2 separate regions of the Homo sapiens genome follow, and region 2 is linked to region 1. Evidence: chromatin loops called from intact Hi-C (ENCODE). Cell type or tissue: PC-9. All regions are shown on one strand. Links, peaks and the distances in the headings refer to the core of each region. The heading gives the core; the rest is flanking DNA. Region 1 holds the start of LINC02366 (long intergenic non-protein coding RNA 2366). Region 2 holds the start of KLRK1-AS1 (KLRK1 antisense RNA 1).

Region 1 (8,104 bases), core at 1,407-6,406:
TCAGTTTTGTTAATCTTTTCAAAAAACCAGCTCCTGGATTCATTGATTTTTTTGAAGGGTTTTGTTGTGTCTCTATTTCCTTCAGTTCTGCTCTGATCTTAGTCATTTCTTGCCTTCTGCTAGCTTTTGAATTTCTTTGTTCTTGCTTCTCTAGTTCTTTTAATTGTGATGTTAGGGTGTCGATTTTAGATCTTTCCTGCTTTCTCTTGTGGGCATTTAGTGCTATAAATTTCCCTCTACACACTGCTTTAAATGTGTCCCAGAGATTCTTGTACATTGTGTCTTTGTTCTCATTGGTTTCAAAGAACATCTTTATTTCTGCCTTCATTTCGTTATTTACCCAGTAGTCATTCAGGAGCAGGTTGTTCAGTTTCCATGTAGTTGTGCGGTTTTGAGTGAGTTTCTTAATCCTGAGTTCTAGTGTGACTGCACTGTGGTCTGAGAGACAGTTTCTTGTGATTTCTCTTCTTTTACATGTGCTGAGGACTGCTTTACTTCCAACTATGTGGTCAATTTTGGATTAAGTGTGATGTGGTGCTGTGAAGAATGTATATTCTATTGATGTGTGGTGGAGAGTTCTGTAGATGTCTATTAGGTCTGCTTCGTGCAGAGCTGGGTTCAAGTCCTGGATATCCTTGGTAACCTTCTGTCTCGTTGATGTGTCTAATATTGACAGTGGGATGTTAAAGTCTCCCATTATTATTGTGTGGGAGTCTAAGTCTCTTTGTAGGTCTCTAAGGAGTTGCTTTATGAATCTGGGTACTCCTGCATTGGGTGCATATATATTTAAGATAGTTAGCTCTTCTTGTTGAATTGATCCCTTTACCATTATGTAACGGCTTACTTTGTCTCTTTTGATCTATGTTGGTTTAAAGTCTGTTTTATCAGAGACTAGGATTGCAACCCCTGCCTTTTTTTGTTTTCCATTTGCTTGGTAGATCTTCCTCCGTTCCTTGATTTTGAGCCTATGTGTGTCTCTGCTTGTGAGATGGGTCTCCTGAATACAGCACACCGATGGGTCTTGACTCTATCCAATTTGCCAGTCTGTGTCTTTTAATTGGAGCATTTAGCTTTGTTCTGTTGCTGGCAAGGAGCTGTGATCCTTTGGAGGAGAAGAGGTGCTCTAGTTTTTAGAATTTTCAGCTTTTCTGCTCTGGTTTCTCCCCATCTTTGTGGTTTTATCTACCTTTGGTCTTTGATGATGGTGACCTACAGATGGAGTTTTGGTGTGGATGTGGTTTTTGTTGATGTTGATGCTACTCCTTTCTTTTTGTTAGTTTTCCTTCTAACAATCAGGTCCCTCAGCTGCAGATCTGTTGGAGTTTGCTGGAGGTCCACACCTGGGTATCAACAGTGGAGGCTGTAGAACAGCAAACATTGCAGAATAGCAAATATTGCTGCCTGATCCTTCCTCTGGAAGCTTCGTCTCAGAAGGGCACTCAACTGTATGAGGTGTCAGTCGGCCCCTACTGGGAGGTGTCTCCCAGTTAGGCTACACAGGGTCAGGGACCCACTTAAGGAGGCAGTCTGTCCATTCTCAGAGCTCAAACACTGTGTAGGGAGAACCACTGGTCTCTTCAGAGCTGTCAGACAGGGACGTTTAAGTCTGCAAAGTTTCTGCTGCCTTTTGTTCATCTATGCACTGCCCCTGGAGGTGGAGTCTACAGAGGCAGGCAAGCCTCGTTGAGCTGAGGTGGGCTCCGCCTAGTTCGAGCTTCCCAGCTGCTTTGTTTACCTACTCAAGCCTCAGCAATGGCGGACACCCCTCTACCAGCCAGGCTGCCGCCTTGCCATTCAATCTTGGACAGCTGTGCTAGCAGTGAGCAAGGCTCCGTGGCCGTGGGACCCACTGAGCCAGGCACGGGATATAATCTCCTGGTATGCCATTTGCTAGGACTGTTGGAAAAGCACAGTATTCGGGTGGCAATGTCCCGATTTTCCAGGTACAGTCTGTCACGGCTTCCCTTGGCTAGGAAAGGGAATTCCCTGACTCCTTGCACTTCCCACGTGAGGCAATGCCCCGCCCTGCTTCGGCTCACCCTCCATGGGCTGCACCCACTGTCCAACCAGTCCCAGTGAGATGAACCAGGTACCTCAGTTGGAAATGCAGAAATCACCTGTCTTCTGTGTCGATCATGCTAGGAGCTGCGGACTGGAGCTGTTCCTATTCAGCTATCTTTGGATAAAGTCTTGCTCTGTCACCCAGGCTGTAGTGCAGTGGCACAATCATGGCTCACTGCAGCCTCAGCCTCCTGGGCTCAAGCAGTCTTTCCACCTCAGCCTCCAAAAATGCTGGAATTACAGGCATGAGCCACCTTGCCTGGCCCTGCTTTATTATGTGAGGACTGTTTTCCAGGAAAAAAGTACTCGTCGCAAATGGTAACATATATCAGTGACTCCATCTTGGGTCGCACTGTGTCTCCTAGGCTGGAACGCAGCGTAATGATCATAGCTCACTGCAGCCGTGAACTCTTGGGCTCAAACAAATCATTTCACCTCAGCCTCCCATGTAGTTATGTCTACAAGCTTGTGCCATTGCACCTGGCTAGTTTTTAATTTTTTTGTAGAGACAGGGTCTCGCTATGTTGCCCAGGCTGGTCTCCAACTGGTCTCCTGGATTCACAGTGATCCACCTGCCTCAGCCTCCCAAAGTGTTGGGATTATAGGCTCCACCCAGCAAGGTACATTTAAAAAAAAATTTATTCTAAAAATAGTCAGACTGAGGTATAGATGGAAATATGAATTCAGAATATTATAATTTTGGCCTATCTTTAAATATTTGGAAAAACTGTTAAAATCTGTATCCCAAATTATGGTTTTATGAGTGTTATTACCATAGATACAGGGGGAAATGTGGACATGCCAAATGGTTTAGAATTTCATCCTGATCATCCAGGAAATGAATTATTTCTTTTTAACTTCTCAAAAAGACATTTAGCCAGTCATAACATATGTCTCCTGGGGTGTCTGTGTTTTTCAGTACATACTGCTTTGATAATCATCACCCTTGTTTATGTTTAGCTGCTTGACAGCTGTTGCCAGGCCATATTGAATTCTCTTTCTCAGAGGTTAGGAGCCAAAATTCACAGATATAAGTCAGTCTCTGATAGTCACTTAAGCTGAGGATGTGGGAATTCAGGAGCTGTCGGGTCTAGAGAGGAGAAAGTCAGCCAATAGAAAGAGGCAATAGTCCAAAGATATCAAGAAAACCATGGACTAGAGAATGTGGAAAGAAAAAAGTTTGAACAACTGTGTAATTCTTATAGTTTTCCAGTTGTTGATTCTAATCTCCTGTATCACTTAAAGAAACTTCTTGTTTTCTTTGAAATGACCCGTAATTACACTGAAAAGCCATCTTTTTCCTCCCTTTAACTCAATTTGAAGAGAATTCTGTTATTTCTAATTCAACACACCTTAACGTGACATTCAATGAAGAAATGTTCCTGCCCCATTTAAGCATTAGGGAAGAAAAGTCAGTGACCCTGATATAAACACTAAAATTGAAACTGCTGTAGCTATACAATCATTATTTAATAGTGGCTTAAAGAGTTACTAATATTATCCTGTGCTAAAGATGAATAGAATCTTTTAAGGCTTCTTTTCAGTTATGAAAAAAATGGCAAAATTTCTCCTTTCTATATCAGTGAGGAAGATGGTTAGGAAGAAAGGCCACTTTGTGTTAGTCAAACAGGCTTTCTTCAGAGCTGTCAGCGGGCTGTGATGAAAGAACCATGACACTGACCCTAGACTAAGGTTTGAATTCCGCCGAGGTCACTCACTACCTCAGTTACCTTGGATAATTTACTTGATTTCTCCCTTTCTAGTTCTTTTTCTGTAAAATGAGGAAGAGAATGGTAAAGTCTCCTTTGCATTACTGTGAGGATTGCCAAAGGTCTGGATCACAGTTGGTTCTCCCGTGGGAATCATTGCCATCACCGTCATTGCCTTGTGTACGGCCTTCACGCGTTTCGCCAGCTTCTGTGTCATTGGTGACATCATAAAATCAGGGAAAGGGAAATCTGTAAACACTGGCCGTTGAAGAATACGGTTTCTGAGAATTTCCACTCTGAATTCACATTCCGTTCAGTGTTATCGCCACCCTGTGGATTTCTTGGGTAATGAAACTCAGACCGGGAAATGAAAACGGGGATTTTCAGTAAATCGGTTCCAGTAAATCTCTGCTGCTCTTGTGGGCGCCCTCTTTTGAGCACCGGAGGAATGAGCACCGTTCTTCATTCTTTTGGTTTTGTAAAGTTGTAGAGCTGCGTTCATAAGTGAGATCATTAATTAATCTGCCCTTCTCCGTAGACCTTCCTCCTCCCCAATTTTCAATATAAAAACTGATTCCCAGGTAGCTTTAATTTCAAAACTGGTCAGTGGTAAATTTAGGAAGAGAATTTAAGGTCTCCTGACTTCCAATCAAACATAGTTCCCACTTGCCCAATTGGATAATAGATGTTTGTTTTTACAATTAGCTAATTATTTCTCAGTATTTACTTATTTTATAAGTAGTACATAATTAATCAATTGACCAACTGGCCTTATGGCACTGTGTTTACATGTGATCCTGCCCCTTTCTAGTCTATTTTCTGGAGGTTGTCAATCATCTTCCTTTAGAAGTATTTTCTGCCATTCTTTTTTGTGGAAGTATTGCGTGATTGTCCAAAGGCCTGTCCCTATTTGCGGAGACTCCTTGAGAATGTCCACCTTTGTGTATTTCTCCTACTTCCTGAAATATCCCTTCATTTCTCAGAAACTGTGCAAATCTTACTTCCTCTAAGCCCAATTTAAGTCCTGCTTGCTTCTGAGCCTTTCAGGCCATAGTAACTCTTGCTGTTCTTTCTGAGGCTCATATCATTGACATATATGAATTATTTTAATGTCTTAATTGGATTACTAAGAGCACTCCAATTCCCAACACATACATGATTAATACTTATTTCTGGATCCATCGTGGGCATCCCTGTTTTCTCTTCCCCTTTCTATCATATTTCTATCTTCCCAAACAAGCAGAAAAAAAAATCTATGGCCTATTTTAGGTAGTGGCAGATTATTGTGTTTTGTTTCTACAGGTGTTTACTTGTGGCAACCTGTTTCCTCACTGTGCATGTGTGTGCATCCTAAGTACGTGTGTGTTTAATTCCCCTATAACCTTCTGCTGGGAGGATTTTATCTATAAGTATTCCTTGGGATCTGTGTGGAAGTTGCTTTCCTCTACAGGAAAGGTTTTCCTTTGCATCTTACATGCAAACTGAAGGTATCACTTTAAAATAAATTTTCAGGTTGAAGTTTTGGGGACTAAATGTTGCAAACATGTTTGAAGGCTGGCTTATGGTTATGAATTCTTAATGGCAATGATTTTCCCTCTCTCCCCTCATTTCCGAGGTTGAAACCTTTAATACATTTGTTGTTCCCTTTTTGTTGGCTTGTTTGTTTGCTTGTAGCTCTCCATCACAACCAGGGTGTAGTTTTATTGTATCCGAGGTGCATGTGTGCTGGAGGAGTTTCTATGAATTAGTCTCCAATTTGACGAATGTTTGTTCATTAGTCCAACTTGAATGTGGACTTTGTGGCTGTCCTTTGTCCTCATGTGCTATATCAATGAAGGCTCAGATTATCCTTGATTTACATATACCCTTAGGACAGGACCAAATTTCAGGCTTTACTTCCCTCCTGGATTTTTGCTTTCTATTTATTTTTGTTAAATCTATGAACATTTCCTTTTATTTTTACCAGATCAGCCACGCATTTAACCGTATTTTTTCATGTTACAGCTAGAATCTTAAATTCTTTGAGTTGAGATCGTTGTCCTTGAAGTACACAGTGATCACTCATTGAAACTTTTAGATTAATTTTAGGATCAGTTTGTAAATTTCATGGAACAATTCTGTTACGATTTTAGATTAGAATTTCACTAAATTTGGAGGATTCCAGGGGAATTAATATCTTTACAATACTCTTGCTTCTCATTCTTGAAAATAACTTATCATTTCACTTATTTATGTCCTTATGCCCTTCAGTAATGTTTATGTTTTTTCCTTTGAATATCTTTTGCTGCTGTTTTGTAAACAGGTTTTTTTTTAACTTCCATTTTTTATTTGTCACTGTTGTATAACTAGCTAATACTTACATAGTACTTACTACGTGGCAGAAATCATTTTAAATCCTTTAGTAATCTTTTACCTGGTGAACTTGTTTATTGATTTAAATGGTCTGTCATTTGGTTTCTCTTGAATTTTCAATGAAGGCAACTATATTATCAATAGTCATTGACTCTTTTGTCAATTTCTTTTCAGTACCTGTGCTCTTTATATAATTATTCATTCTTTTTTTCTTATTATTTGTCTATTTGGTGCCTCTCTTTAATGATATTGTCCTGCACTGTGTGGGTTGTCACTCTTGATTGCAGTTTTATATTTGCATTTGAGAATTTCTCTTCCCCTGCTTACAATGATCGAATGAAGACAGTTGGAATCTAAAGGATAGAAATCTGACAGGATTGAACTGACGAAGAAAATCTGGGTCCAAAGATAGAAATCAGATAAGATGGCTATGGGTGAGATTTGTTCTGTAGAAATATATACAAACACACACATGCACATATATGTAAAAGTATTGTCAAACCATTTGCAGTGGTGGCTCAACCTGATGGTTCAGAGGTTCCAGACAATACAAAACGTGTTGGGAAAATAGTGTTGAAAGATAGATACTTCCATCTCTCATGGAGCTTATATCAGAAGAGGAATCAAATGTTAGAAAAAAAAGATTATACTAAAACAAAGTCATAATCATTGTACTAAGGCCATTAAAGCAATAAATCATTTAGCAATGCACTGCTCAAAAGCATCAAGTTTAATTCCTCTTCCCCTGCCTACGGTGTTCTAGTGGAGGCAGCTGGAATCTACGAATGCAAGACCTTCCAGTGCAGGAACAAAGATTTTTCCATTCCTTTTGGGTGTTGCCAACCACCTGGAACACTGTGCTACTTCTGTGACCCAGTTATTCATACTAATGTCTCCAGTCTGGAAGCAAATGCTACACTGTTCACTGCATGAGTCTCTCTCTCTCTCTCTCTGTGTGTGTGTGTGTGTGTGTAAATGTTTGTGTTTGCGTGGGGGTGTGGAAATGGGGCCAACCTGCCTAACTGTTTTACATTCCATCTCTAAGCAGTCATCCGAAGGATGATTACTCTTGGCTCCAGACTCCTCTTTATTTTCATTAATTGCAAGTTAGCAGAATCTGCAGAATTCATCTCACCCATATCAGCCATCTTATCTGATTTCTATTTTTGGGCCCAGATTTTCTTCCTCAATTTGATCCTGTCAGATTTCTATCTTTTAGATACATATGAATATATTTGGTTTTCTAGTGACATTTCCTTCTTTTGTTCCAGCATGGTTAAGACTTTGTTCTTTATTTTAAAATTCTTTCTCAAAGATTAGTTGTGAGGTGAAGTTTGTTGCATTTGTCCATCCTGCTTCATTGATGTAATTTTTATTAAACCTACTTATTAATTGTTTTCCTTATTCTTAGCTATCTTTTACTGGCTGAACTGCTAGTACAACAACCAATAATAGAAGAAATAATAAAAGAATATTTGTATTCATCAACCTCCGATCAATACATAGATCAGAGAAACAGTGACTTGAAAAAAAATGAATAATGATCATAGGCTATTGTATATTAACTGAAATCACTTTGCATTTCTCCAAAACGTTCATAAATCATATCACGAAATTCTCCCCACAAGCCTGGGACAATTGGTGTAATTGCAAGTAGAGAACAACAGATCCAAAGAGTAGATGAGATTCACACTATTAGAATGTAACAGAATGTCTCAATGCTCAGGGTAGCATGGCTGTTAAAAGCACAAGATGTGCAGCCAGACAGTCTGGGTTCAAATTTCATTCCAATTACCAACTAACTTGTGTTAGCACTGCAAATTATTTAATTTCCTCCTCTCCTAGTTTCTCATCTACAAAGTGTTATTAATTCTTAAAATATTATAGTAAAGATTAACTTGAAAGAGCTTAGAACCATTTCAATTACATAATATGGTGGCCGGGCATTAAGGCTCATACCTATAATCCAGCACTTTGGGAGG
Region 2 (8,104 bases), core at 1,243-6,242, 380 kb before region 1:
AAGTATTTCCTTGGTGATCGGGACTAAAAAAAAAAAAAAAAAAAAAGCCACAGGACGGTAAAGCATTCCTTAGTTAGGACGTACCAAGGAGAGAGAAACTGCAGGGTCAGTAGATTATTCCTTAGTCGGGATGTCTTGGAGGTTAAAAATAGGTGAGAAATCCCCATAGAAGGGGTGTTGAACCTCAGAAAGAGGTGAGAAATCCCCATGAGGCGGGTTGAACCTCAGAAAGAGGTGAGGAATCCCCATGGGAGGGGGGCGTTGAACCTCACACAAACTCCCAGTAGTAAGAAAAATATTCAGAACCCCCCTTTCCTTTCTTCTTGGGGGAAGAAAGAATAGCCCCACTGCCACCAGTCCCTTCCCTAGGGAAAGGGGAAGGAGGGGGAAAACAGCAGCATAGGTGGCTGGCATGGAACAGGAATTAAAATAAATTACAGAATGTGTAAGCAAAAACTCAGTTGTATATAAGAAAACCCAATTCCCCCCTGAGGAAGAGAAAGAGCCGGAGTCCTTTAAAAATTAACTGCCTGTTTTCTGTGGCTAGTGAGCCTTATCTCTCCCTTTCCCAGGCATTATGAAGACCCTATTTCTCTAGCTGTGCAGCTGCAAGGTCACTAGACAGATAAACTCAAGTCATAAAACATGTTTTTCCTTGAAAAGAAATGATGTCATGTATGTCTCAATTGAATAACTGTCTTTGTTTCTTGCTTCTGTTATACGCTTCCCCCTGCACAAATCTTCCCCCACCCACGAAATGCTTAAAAGGTAACTTGACTCTTTGTTTGGGGCTCAGTCCTTTGGATGTTAATCCAAGTGGACCAGTGCACCTAAATAATAAATATCCTCCTCAATCCCTTGGTCTCTCTGATTCCTTATATATCCCGATACATTTCTGGGGGCTCATCAGGATTGGAGATGACAGATTTACTGTCCCCTTTGCCTGCGATACTAGGTCCCCGGGGCCAGGAGAGACCCGGCATCCAAGGTGTGCCACAGCTGAGCTTCACCCGGATATATAGACCAGCTCTCCCCACGTCCCAGCACCCTGCCTGGCAGCGCAATGGAACCGAGGATGGGGCTGCAGGACGATACCAGCACTTCAGGAACTGTGGTAAGGAGTATAGGCCCAAGGCAGGAAAGCCCGTCCCATAGGGACAAAGGGGAGCTTGATCACCTCCCAGGGACTGACCACTAATCCAACCCAGAGTGGCTGGGGGCAGCAGGAGTGGCCTGCCAATTTGGATGAAGCTTATGTCCCCACTAACAAAGTGAAAGTGGTTCACTGGATCTGGAGACAGGAACTGGGAGTGGTGTGTGTATGTGTGTGAATATGGGAGCCTAACTAGGCTCACCCAGGTCATGAGAGAGGCTCATTCCATCCGATGAGGACTCCTGCAGTAGGAGTGGTGTATGTGTGTGAAAGTGGGAGCCTAACTAGACTCACCCGGGACATGAGAGAGGCTCATTTCGTCCAATGAGGAATCCTGGGGCAAGGAAGGTGTGTGAAAGTGTGTGAAAGCGATGGTCTCGGGAGAGGCCAATGCAGGGAGTGACGTGGGGAGGCACAGATCCCTTAGCACGGGCTGTGTGCTCTGAGGCGAGTGTGGGGGGAAATCAGACCTAGGACATTGCATACAGCTGATAGGACGAGCTTTGCAGCTGTAGCAGGCTGTGACAGGGGAAGACACCTTCCTGGCTAAGCAGTGTCCGAAACTCCTGTAATAGGACCGGGTCTGCTGGACCTGAGAGTGAAAGTGAGAGTGAGAGTGAGAGTGTGCCGCAAGGGAGGAAATGGGAGGGAAAGCGTCAAAACCAACTCCTTTGGAGTGCATGATAAAAATTTTAAAGAAAGGATTTAGAGGTGATTGTGGGATGAAACTGGATGTTCAAAAGTTAAAGACATACTGTGAATTACAATAGCCCTCTTTTAGTGTCAGATGGCTGGCCGAAGGCACTGTAGAGAAATTGGCCGTGTGTTTTAAGGTGGTGACTAGGGTCGGAGGACAGCCAGGGCATTCAGACCTAGTCTTTATATTGACTCATGGCTAAATGTACGCAGCCCTGCCTAGCAGTTTATTGTAGAATGCTCGCAGCTCACGCCGAGATAAACCAACTGTGCTGGCAGCTACGGAGTTAAAGGGAAAGTCACAGAGGCTTCTAGCACCACCGATCCAAAAGTGAAAGTGAAAGTCAGCTGCCCTGGAAGCTATGCAGACCAAAAAAAAAAAAGAGTCTCAGGAAAGAGAAAACCAGTTTTGCAAGAATCACAGGATGGAATAGAGATCCTTCCTACCTATATTCCAATCTATCCCCCCTTACCAAGGCTAATTGCCCCTAAGGAGGTAAGTTCAAACAGATACATGCTCCCACTCTCACCTGAGAAGGAGAAATCGGAGCTCCAGGAAGTTAAAACGAAAGGCTCAAAAAGGTAGGCAGGCCGTCTCAGGTCAAGTCATGCCCAAGTTATGCTTCTGCCTCTTAAGAGGACAAGCAGACCCCCACTAGGACCCAGACGATGCAGTCCAGCTTCAGCACCTACAAAAGTGCCGAGAAGCACTTTTACAAAGGCTAAAGGATGTTAAAAGGAAAAGGCAACCAATATAAAAAAATCTCAGAAGTGCTCCATGGTGCAGATAAAAGCACCAGCCAGTTTTATAGGCATTTTGCTTGTACACTCTGTTTAACCCCGAGGCTGCTGAAAATCAGTGAATAGTAAATACGGCATTTGTAAGGCAGGCCCAAGGAGATATCAGGCATAAATTGCAGAAGTTAGAAGCTCCGTAGGTGTGAATGCTACTCAGCTTATTAAAGTGGCTACCAAGGTGTACATTAACTGAGACCAGGAGGCAAAGAAGAAAGCTGATTGGAGGCTTAATAAAGGCTTATTTACAAGCAGCAGCCCTTATGGGAAGAGAGGCTGGCTTTGCAAGGAGGCATAGATGCGGGTGTGAATGCAGTTGTGGAAAAGGCTAGTCTGGACAGCAATTTGAAAGCCAGCCAAGGCTAGAGAGAGATTAATGTACATGGTGCAAAAGAAAAGGACACTAGAAGGATAAATGTCAAAAGAATAAGGAGAATGGTCAAGGCCATGGTATGAAAAAACCACTGGCCAAGGGCTACTGCACCCAGGAGAAACCCAAGACTGCTGTGAAAGGCAGGATATAAAGGGTCAGAAAAAAGCTCAGATCTGCTCGAAAAGTGTCCAGTACTTAAGCTTTTACATAAGCCAAGAGGAAAGATGGCTTAGTAGTGAACAAAAGCAGGCTGTTTGTGCACTTCCTACTCCAACCACCTGGCGTCGAATAACAGAGTTCCTAAGGGCAGCAAAGTTCTTCCGCATTTAGATCCCAAATTTCTTGCTTGTGGCTAAGCCATTATACAAAGCCACAAAGAGGAGGAAAGAAGGACTCCTCCTCTAGGAGGCCAACCAGAAGAAGGCTTTTCAAAAAATCAAAGAAGCCTTGACTCAGATCCCAGCTTTAGGACTGCCAGATCTAACTAACTAAGCTTATCTTCTTGAATGTCCACAAGTGAAAGGGAGGCCATAAAGATTCTAACTCAAGCCATAAGGTCATGGCATTGCCCAGTGACACACTTATCCAGGCAGTTAGATTCTGTGGCACTTGGATGGCCTCCTTGTTTTAAAGCACTAGCTGCTACTGCCCTACTGGCACAAGAAGCTAATAAACTGACTTTAGAGATGGTGAATACCCTAAACCCGGCTACCTTGCTCCTCATCGAGTCAGTGCCAGGAGACCCCCTTCGTTGCTGTGTAAATGTGATAGATGAAGTGTTCTTAAGCCAGAGAGATTTGACAGATACATCCCTCAGGGACCTGGACATTGAATATTTTACTAATGGAAGCAGTTTCATACTAAACGGAGTCCGCCAAGCTGGGTATGCAGTGGTGACTTTGGATTCAGTAGTAGAGGTGCAGTCTTTGCCTACAAAAACTTCTGCTTAGAAAGCAGAACTAATAGCTCTGACAAGAGCTCTCTGGCTAGCCAAAGACCAAAAGACAAATATTTACACATATTCCAGATATGTTTCTGCCACTTTGCATGTTCATGAGACTATTTACAAAGAAAAAATAATTTTAACTGCTGAAAGTAAAGAAATAAAGTATAAGGAAGAAATTCTAGAGCTCTTAAATGCTGTATAGGCCCCAAAAGGTGGCAGTGATGTACTGCAAGGGGCACCAAAAAGGAAGAATACTAAAGGCTAAAAAAATAAAATAAAATAAGAAAACAGACAAAGAGGCAAAGCAGGCTGCAATGACAACTCCACCTTTTAAAGAGGAAGCCTTAGCTATGCCTCTCCTCCCAGAGATTCCTCTCCTGGATATCCCAAGCTACACTCCAAATGAAAGGGCTTATTTTGCCCAGAAAAATAAAAACTACATTAAAAGGAGATGGTAAATATTATCCAATGGGAGGCTAGCCATACCTGAAATGGTGGCCCCCAGATTTTTAAAAGAGTTCCACCAAGGAACTCACATGGAAAAAAATACAACAACAGAAATGAGGAATGCTATATATCAAAATAGATTGGCTTTAGATTACCTCTTAGCCTCAGGAGGAGGAGTATGTGGAAAATTTAATTTAACCAACTGTTGCCTAGAAATCGATGATAATGGTTGAGCTGTCATGGAAATCACCGCTAGAATGCACACATTGGCCCATATTCCAGTTCAGACTTGGTCTGGGTGGTCCCCGGATTCCTTGTTTGGAGGATGGTTCTCAGCCTTTAGAGGATTCAAAAGCCTCATTGGTGGGTTCTTGGTTATTCTTGGCATCTGCCTCATCCTCCCTTGCCTTTTACCCCTGTTTATTAGAAGTATTCAGTCAACTATGGAGGCAATAGTGGCCTGATACACTACCATGCAGATGATGGCATTAACCAGATATCAGTCGCTGCTGGTAGAAGCAGCAGCTCAGCTCCACGAAGACGTGGCAAATAGTGGTGCTTTCTGTTAACACATTTGTTATAAAAAGCACCAAAGGGGGGAATGGAACAGGAATTAAAAGAAATTAAAGAATGTGTAAGCAAAAACTCAGTTGTATGTAAGAAAACCCAATTCCCCCTGAGGAAGAGAAAGAACTGGAGTCCTTTAAAAATTAACTGCCTGTTTTTCCGTGGCTAGTGAGCCTTATCTCTCCCTTTCCCAGGCATTGTGAAGACCCTGTTTCTCTAGCTGTGCAGCTGCAAGGTCACTAGACAGACAAACTCAAGTCATAAAACATGCTTTTCCTTGAAAAGTAAGAAACAATGTAATGTATGTCTCAATTGAATAACTGTCTTTGTTTCTTGCTTCTGTAATATGCTTCCCCCTGCACAAATCTTCCCCCACAGACAAAATACTTAAAAGATAACTTGACTCTTTGTTCAGGGCTCAGTCATTTGGATGTTAATCCAACTGGGCCAGTGCACCTAAATAATAAAAATCCTCCTCAACCCCTTGGTGTTCCTGATTCCTTATCAATCCTGCTACAGGTGGAGAAAAAAGAAAGACCAGCAGAAAAGAAAAAAACTAGGAGAGGAAGTCAGAGGGAAAGAAAGCAAAAACAGCAAGCATAGAGCCAAACAGCCAGGCAGGCACGCCAAGGGGTAAGTCCCTCTCCCCAAAGAGCTTGGGGACTGGTGCCGGGAGGAGAGCAGAGGAGGTGAAAGGGCATAATTCTTGCAATTTGCGGCAGGCATCTGCCAATCCTCTGGGCCGGTGACTGCCTGGGGCCCAGACTACAGCCGGGCAAATCCCACCCACCCAGCCAGAGAAACTAAGTGTAAAAAGAAAGGAAAAAATATAAAAAGGGAAATCAGGAAAAATAAAAAACACAGGAGAAACAGACAGCTGCGTGTGCGTGGGGGTGGGGCCCGTGCCATGGCCCAGCAGGGCTCGCAGCAGGAGCAGGAGAACTTGGGAAAAGAAAGGGAAACAGGATGAGAGAGAGAGAGAGAGAGAGAGAGGAAAATAGAGCGCAAATGAGAGAGAGAGAGAAATAGAGGGAAAGAGTAAGTAAGAGAGAAACTGGAAGAGACAGAAATCAAAGGAAGATACAGAGAGTGAAACTAGAAAAATAGTGAAAAAGGAAGGCAGAAAGTTAAGACATGCTGAAGATTGTCTGTGAAAGTCATAAGAAAAGCTATAAAAGGGAATTTATGCAAAAAATATTGTATAACTGAAAAACAGGCCTCCTGAATGTAAAATTATTAAAAAAAGTTTATGTACAAGGTATGTAAAAAAATACTTTTAATAACAGGATTATAAAGAGGCATAAGAATACAGATTTTTACCTACATTAAAGGCTAAACTTTTTTTCTGTTTTAAAGATTTAAGCAAGTTTTAAAATGTTAATTGTAAAGGAAATTCTGTGTGTTAACATATTGGCTAAAGTTAAAGGGGTATCATCCAGTTTTTCTGTGAACTGGATATTACAATAAAATCACTATAGATTTTTCTTAAAGCACTAACCTGCTCTTTAACAAAAATTATAAAAAGTTAAAGAATCTATAAAAGTCTTACCTTATAGTTAGACATTAAAATTGGATAAATAATGTCTACAAGATTTTATTAAAATTAAGTTGAACATCAATAGCACATTAATATAATGGTAAAATTTAACTTATCTGGTATAAAATCATACAAAAACATTGTCAAATATAAAATGGTGTTTGGCTTTCTTAAGGCCTAAAGGCAACCCGGTAAGTCACAAGGACCCTCATCCCCAAGGCCACAGAGTGCAGGGTGGTGAAGGCCATAAGAAGGCCAAACATTAAGAGGGGGCAGGGCCACAGTGTCTCCTGGGCAGCGCTGAGCAGGAATAGAGCAAGGGGCATAACCATGAGGCCTCAAGCCCCAGGATATGCAGCAGAAATTATATACTTAATCTATCTTCCACTTTCCCTTCCCTTGGAGCTAAAAGTCTTTTAGCACAGGTAGCACCCCTAGAATTTCCAGTACACCAGCACCAGCCTGAAAACCACATCCTTATCAAAAGATAGAAAGAAAAAAAAACTCAAGCCAGCCTGGGAAGAACCCTATTTTATGCTATTAACCACTGAGACTGCCGTCCGCACAGCCAAGAAAAAAATGGTCCCACCATACTCGAGTCAAGAAAACATCTTCCTCTCAGAATCATGGGTTACTGTACTAGGATTAAGCCCTACTAAGTTAAAGTTAAAGAAAGCTTAATTTTCATATACCTTCTATATCGCTTCCTTTCCTTTCCGTATTTTGTTACTAGCTCCGTTGTTATTAATGTAACTAAGTCTGACTCACCTCAGACCATTGCCTTTAACTCTTGCTCTGTCATACCTTGTGGAAATGTAAAATATCAACAACAGCTAGCCTTTTCACACAAATATTTATGTCCCAGCCCTCTAACTGACACAGGTACCCCTAGCAGTCATTGTTGTAATGACCTGCAGCCAAGATGCTGATTTTCTGCTCCTACAGGCTGGCAACCTTGTAGTAAATGGGACCACATCCCTTAAACTACCCAGGAGCAAAGCTGGACTTCCACGAAAAAGGTTTGTGCAAATCTAAAACCCCTCATCTATTTCACTAAAAGGACTACCCCTTCTCACTGTCAGCCTTATCAGTGTAACCCTGTCCTTCTCTTTATCACCACCTCCACCTTAACTAACTCTAGACCTGCCCTTAGTCGCTTCTGTGGTATGGGGATTGACATAAATGGAAAAGACCCCCTAGGTATTTTTAAAATATGGATTTTTCCCCCATCTCCCCCTTCTTCAGTAGCCTCAGTTCTAGATCCCACACCAGTTGCTCCTACATCTAATAAAACTAGGGTGTCTATTGTAAAAATAAGATATCTAAGACAGACCTTAGCCATCAAGACAAAATATCAAGATGCAAATTCCTGGCTGAAATGGATTAAATAATCCATTCACACTTTAAATAAAAGCGATTATTACGCTTGTACACACGGTAGGCCAGAGGCCCAGATTATCTCCTTTCCACTTGGATGGTCTCCTTGTCATCCAGATATGGAGTGTATGGTGGTTCTTTTTCAAAATCCCACTGCTTGGGATAATCCATCATACTGAGCGCTCTCTGCTATTTCCTGAAATTCAACACCCT

What was found. Peaks named below come from ENCODE experiments on the same cell type or tissue, not always from the same donor. Only the 100,000 strongest peaks of a DNase experiment are listed, where the experiment ranks them.
Region 2: it touches region 1 in a loop (3.0-fold over the local background); 6 of 110 quality-filtered maps call a loop at or near these places.

The regions. Positions count from the first base shown.
Region 1 is chr12:10,746,186-10,754,289 of GRCh38, forward strand. LINC02366 (long intergenic non-protein coding RNA 2366) reads left to right here and starts at 4,049. Exons shown (of 7, transcript NR_120463.1): 1 at 4,049-4,115. RefSeq lists a silencer at 4,060-4,109. In PC-9, for the core only: CTCF peaks have their summits at 4,130 and 4,332; a DNase peak (open chromatin) is centred at 4,106; H3K4me3 peaks cover 517 bases.
Region 2 is chr12:10,362,920-10,371,023 of GRCh38, forward strand. KLRK1-AS1 (KLRK1 antisense RNA 1) reads left to right here and starts at 850. Exons shown (of 4, transcript NR_120430.1): 1 at 850-1,114. RefSeq lists enhancers at 1,321-1,370, 1,831-1,900. In PC-9, for the core only: a CTCF peak has its summit at 4,201 (motif pointing right); a DNase peak (open chromatin) is centred at 2,232; H3K4me3 peaks cover 1,897 bases; H3K27ac peaks cover 1,831 bases.